Regions from separate parts of the Mus musculus genome. Here region 1 is linked to region 2. The links are chromatin loops, found by intact Hi-C in ENCODE. Cell type or tissue: left cerebral cortex. All regions are shown on one strand. Each heading gives the region's core, and the rest is flanking DNA. Links, peaks and the distances in the headings are about the cores only.

Region 1 (2,918 bases), core at 186-2,685, 100 kb before region 2:
AATACATACATCTTTTTAAAAAAAGAAAATAGATTTGGGGCCAAGCACACGGGCAAACATCTTTACTCTTAGGACTCAGTGGGCACAGGCAGACAGAGCTCTCAGTTTGAGACCAGCCTGGATTATATATTGAATTCCAGGACAGCCAAGCAGGACTAGCTAGTGAGACACAGTTTCAAATAGGAAAACAAAACAAAAAAATTGATTTTATGGGCCTGGAGAGATGGCTCAGTTGTGCTATGTTGGTTTCCTAGAACCTGCCTGGCAGCTCTCAACCACCTGTAACTCCACACACTCGGGAACTCACTTGGCAAACACACGCATGCGCCTAGGCGTGCACACACATAACATATACATACAGGAAGGCAAACACTCTTGCACATAAACTAAACATTAAAAAGAGGGGTTTTCCAATGAATTTCTATCATTTAAAGTTAAGGATGAGTCAGTATATTTCTATAATAAAGGCATTGTTTACAAATAAATAGCTGTTTAAATAAAGGTGTGAAGAAGGCACTGTGGACTGGCAGACACTTAGTTTCTGCGTGATGTTACATTTTCATTTAGTGAATGAGTCATCCAGTGATGGACAAGGTGTAAATTATAACAAAATAGCAGAATATGGAGCTGGAAGACATTTAGATAAGCAGTATGTTCCTTTTATTTCCCGGTCTAGGATATGTCTCATTGGCTGAGCATGTGTAAGGCCTTGGCTCACTCCCCAGCATCCAGCTTGCCCCAAAGTTGAACTAGAATGTCTAATTCTCTCCCCTTCTGTTTGTCTGGTGTGTTGTTGTTGTTGTTGTTATTGTTGTTTTGAGACTGGTTCCCACTGTGTATTCTTGGCTGTCCTGGAACCAACCATGTAGACCATGCTGGTCTCAAACTCAAATCCACTTGCCTCTGCCTCCTAAATGCTGGGATTAAAAGCAAGTACAACACTGGGCTTGTCTTTGAGTCAGGGGTCTCACTATGTAGCTCAGCCTAGCCTTGAACAACTTATCATCCTCCTGCCTCACCTTCCTAGGTACTGTAATTGCTGGCATGATTCAACACCCCCACAATCTGTTGTTTTCGTAACTATTTCATGTTCTGTACTGTATTCCTCAAAACCACTGGTTCTTCAGGAACAGAACTAACGTTTGAAATCCCTCTTGTCATATCTTATGAAACCACAAGGTGGCGATCTAGAGCCGCCATCGCTTGAGCTGGTGTTTTTTTTTTGTTGTTGTTGTTTTTTTTTTTTTTTTTTTTTTAAGTTCAGTGGAACCTGGGGTTTGGGCTGAATGGGATGATGGCAGCAGCATCCGCCTCACAGAGTTCTAAAGAGGTCCCATGCGAGTCTGAGGGTCAACATGGAACACCCCAGGTGAGATGCACAGCATCTTCCAGGGCAGGCAGCTCAGCGAGGCCTGATTTGCTTCTCAGTTACTAATTACCCATTACAGGCCACTCAGAAATCTATTTTAGTAAAAGATAAAATTATCATACATGTCAAATGACAAATTTTGCGGCAATGGTAGCTTTTCTTTAATGGTGGGTGCTGGGGACTGAACCCGGGTCCTTGACATGCAAGGCAGACTCTGTCACTGACTCAGACCTACATCCCCCCCCCCCTTTTTTGTTTTTTTTGGGGGGGGGGTTGGTTTTTTTGAGACAGGGTTACCTCTGTGTAGCCCTGGCTGTCCTGGAACTCACTCTGTAGACCAGGCTGGCCTCAAACTCAGAAATCTGCCTGCCTCTGCCTCCCGAGTACTGAGATTAAAGGCATGCACCATGATTGCCTGGATAAAAGATTTATTTTTAATTATGCGGGGTGGGTGCATATGAGCCCAGGTGCCTTAAGATGTCAGAGGCATCAGACCCCCTGGAGCTGGGGCCTCCAAGTGGCTGCTACACACTAAACTTAGGTCCATGCTCTTAACCACAAACTGAACTTGGGTGTGTGCTCCTAACCACCGAGCCATCTCTCCAGCCCCACCCTACCCTATCAGTCCCTATCCTAGACCAAACTTGCTAAGTTGCCAAACTGGTCTAGAACTCCTTCTTGCAGTCCAGACAGGCCTTGGACTTGTGGTCTTCCTGCCTCAGTCTCTCCAGAGAGCTGTGAGTACAGGTGACTGCCTGCAGGCCCTGGCATTGTTGCTGTAGTTTTGTCAGAAAGCATTGTGTTGTGTAGCCCAGGCTGGCCCTGAACATTGGGTAACAGGTATGTGACACTGGATCCAGCTTATAGACATGTCTTAACAATCAGCTGTGTCAAGATAAACCTTATTGAATAATGGAGTTGGAATAAAAAAAAAATGTTACCTCCTCCCCAGTGTCTGGTGACTGACATCTTGTTTTGAATGACAATTCCCTACCCTGTTTCTACAGTACTGCAGCTGTGAAGTGGGGACAGTCAAGGGGGCTACTGCCAGAGTCACAGTCAGAAAAGCTTAGGCAGGTTCAGGACAGTGCCTGGCCATCCCTGGCTGTGCGATCCTGAACAAACGAATCCTTCCCCTACTCAAGCCTGTGTCTCTTCATTGTTTGTTTGTTTTCAAAACAAAGTCTTTGTATGTAGCCCAGGCTGTCAGGGAATTCATTATGTAGATCAGGCTGTCCTGGAACTCACAGAGATCCACCTGCCTCTGAGTGCCAGGATTAAAGGCAAATGCCCAGCCATCATGTCTTTTGGTATGAGGGACGTTGCACGTTTCAGAGCTTTCTGAAGAAAAGTACTGTGAGAGACTCTAGGAACCACGATAGTGTGTGGGCCCTTCCTTCCCATCCCTACTGAGTTAGTTATTGGCCCAGACCCCTCGGTGGAGGAGAGGCTGAGTTTAGCTGGGGGGCTCTCAGGTCAGAGGGCTGGATCATAATCTGGACCAGGAACTCCCTAAGGGTAGGATACAGGGCTTGAGCCAAAGCTCACA
Region 2 (2,918 bases), core at 162-2,661:
CTCTTGTCAGTCCTCTGCTTCTGCTGCCTGCCTGCTGGAGGTGTAAGCGTCTGCCGCCTCACCAGCTTTAAATTCCCACTTCGGTATCGTGTTCAGTAAGGAAGCTGGCTTAAGGTAACGGAGTGTGGTTAAAGAGGAAGTGAGTCCCATGGAGTTCAGTGGCACAAGGTGAGCGCACAGGGTGTGCACTGCTCTTAGCACTGATGCCACCACTGCTGGTGCAAAGAGCAAAAGGCACTTTGATCTTTAAATCCTTTCCCCACGTTTATGTTTAGTTTTGTTTCTGTTCTTGTTTTGAGACAGGACCTGAGTAGCTTTGCTTATCCTGGAACGAGTGATAGAGACCAGGTGGCTTTCCTGTGGACCAGTGCTCTGAGTGTTGGCACTAAAGGCCTATAATGTATACTACCATGCCCTGCCCAGGCCTAGCTGGTTTTTTGTTTCTCTATTTTGCAATGTTGTAAATGTTTTCATGGTTGTAAAAAATAAAGGGATTATGTGTGTGTGTGTGTGTGTGTGTGTGTGTGTGTGTAGAACAAGAATGAGTGCAGCAGAGGCAGAGTGGTAGAAATGCCACCGACAGGTGCAATGACTGCTTTGTGAGGTGAATGACAGGGACAGAGACCTCAGACGCCGTCCTGTCAGTTAAAGTGACTTGTCTCCATTCCAGGACGCCTTGTTCTTCCTCAAGGATTTCTTCACAAGTCTTTCTACAGAAGTGGAGCTTCTACTGACTCCAGATCCAGAAGGTACTTGACACACACAGTCTGAGGGTTCTGCCCTAAGTAGGAAGTCACTCAGAAGTGAACCTAGTACCTGAAGCCACGTAGTACTTGGTCAGCGCACGCCATTGTGGAGTGACTGCTGACTGAAGAGCCGTGGCCACCCAGCACCACCAGAGGACAGGCCTGCACACTGCTAGGAAAAGCTCAAAGCTCATGTTCCAAGCACAGTTTTTTGAGTCAGTACACACATGTTAATGTAACAGCTTCAGGGAACTCATCAGTCAAGTGCAGTGTGCAGCCTCACCAGCATCAATTGCTATGGTGCTCAACAGGAGCAGAGCTAACTTGAAAAGCCCCTTGTGTTTTCAGTTACAAAGTCTCCTGGAGCTGATGTCACCTGCAGTTTGCCAAGGCATTTGAGTACCTCAAAGGAGCCAAATCTAGTCGTTTCTTTTCCTGGGCCAAAACAAGCTTCCCCGAACCATCGTGCCAATTCAGCGGAGGGTGGTAATGGACTGGAGGAGGACGTCTCTGCTGAGGAAACTTCATTTAGTGACCAGCCTGTGTTTTTTAGGTGAGTGCATTTATTTTGCTAAGAAGTGAAGTTCTCTTGCAGTTTTAAAGATGGCTCTGGAGAGAGTGGGTGGGTTGACAAGCATGAGGTGACATCAGTGTTCTTTCACGTTGATGTATAAACCCGGCTGTTTGTGTAGCTGGCACCACTTAGTAACCCGGAATCTGTGCTGGAAGCTCCTCTCTGCCTGCTGCCCCTCCCCCCTTCAGGTCCCCATGTGAGTGAGGGTTTGCACCTCATAAACACAGTGTGCCGCCCACCCTTTTGCCTCTCCACTAGCTGCTCTTTTCCCGGTGCTGAGCCCTCAGTCTGCTCCTCGCAGTCCCTGCCAGGTCTTCTTCCTCAGGCCGTGGGCACTCTGGGAAGCCCAGGCCCCTGCTCGGCCCCTGCTCGGCTGCTGTTCGGCTGTGTGGCCAGCCGGCCAGTCTGTTCCTTCCTCCTTTCCTCTTTCCCTAGCCTTGTTGCTCAAGGCTAGAATCTTGGCATTATGGAAAGAGAAGGATCAAAGAGAAACTGATCCCCATCCCCGTTGTCTGTACCCCTCTTTCATTCCAGTTTTTCCGTTTTCCCTTCTATGTTGTGAGAGAAGACCTTGGGAGTGGCCCAAGTGGGCATATTCAGAAGATATTTTTAAAATGCCGTATAGTGGTGATGTAGAAATAAATCCGTGTAGGAAAGGCAGGGAGGACGGAGGACGGCAGGTATGCACTCTGCCTGGCTGACACTTCTCCAGTAAAGTGTTCCCTTTGTTAGTCTCCTACAGTGATTCTTTTATGTTTAGGAAAAATTAAATCCTAGTGACAACTTCAGATCTTATATTGTAGTAATCACATATAAATTGCCAGTTTGTAATCACAATCCTGAAAGCAAGAAATTTGACACTTTGTATGGAGACAGGTCTCACTGTGTGGCCCAGGCTAGCCTCAAACCCTAGGTCTTCCCTGCTTCCTCTCAGGTAGCTGGGGATGCAGACTTGTACCATTCTTGACAATCTAACTGAAGGAGGCAGACCTGTGTAGCTTTACCTCTTTACTTAGGCAAGTGTTGATTTTTTTACTTTGTGCTAGGTTATTTGAAATGTGGAAAACACCTTATAGATTTCATTTCTGTTCTGGAAGGTCCAGAACCCTGAGGTGATAATGAGTGGGAGCGTAGCGTCTCAGTTACTTGCTCCACGATATGTTAATGTCCAGAGAGTTAGGCTGGCCTGCTCTGTTAACTGTTACGGTCCTGATCATCACCCACCTGCTCACTGCTGACTTTCCAGTGACGCCATAGGAATCTTCCTTCTCCTTCTGCAAGTGGCTCTTACCGAATACATGTGTGACTAGCGCTCTGTCTGTTAACACGTCCTATCCCATGGGGAAGAGAGGAGCTAGAAGGCTGCTGGGGCAGTAGTGCTGGGGTGGGCCTCTCTGAGATAGTTTGCTGCTGTAACCAAGAGCATTTACTCTGTTGGGCAAAATCATGTTTCAGGTTCTGAGCCCTCAGTTTGCAGTCAGCTTTTGGAAGGCAGCTCATTGTATTGGCTGTATACTGATAGCTCATTGGCTGTTTGCTATCAGTCCATAGTTTTAATTTCATCCCCAGCATTCTCAGTGTTGGTATTTTGGTATCTG

Evidence for each region. Hi-C counts contacts between places; a loop is a spot of excess contacts. Peaks named below come from ENCODE experiments on the same cell type or tissue, not always from the same donor. Only the 100,000 strongest peaks of a DNase experiment are listed, where the experiment ranks them.
Region 1: a loop joins it to region 2, with 2.7 times the contacts of the local background. A loop is called at or near these places in 7 of 42 quality-filtered maps.

Annotation. Positions count from the first base shown.
Region 1 is chr12:105,726,480-105,729,397 of GRCm38, reverse strand. All of the region lies in intron 5 of Ak7 (adenylate kinase 7), which reads right to left. Among named protein-coding and RNA genes, the nearest start is that of Ak7, 22 kb to the right of the region's middle. In left cerebral cortex, for the core only: a CTCF peak has its summit at 1,176 (motif pointing right); a DNase peak (open chromatin) is centred at 1,175.
Region 2 is chr12:105,624,559-105,627,476 of GRCm38, reverse strand. Atg2b (autophagy related 2B) reads left to right here. Exons shown (of 42, transcript NM_029654.4): 35 at 671-749; 36 at 1,095-1,299. Among named protein-coding and RNA genes, the nearest start is that of Bdkrb1, 22 kb to the right of the region's middle. In left cerebral cortex, for the core only: no CTCF peak of the experiment used is centred there; a DNase peak (open chromatin) is centred at 1,394.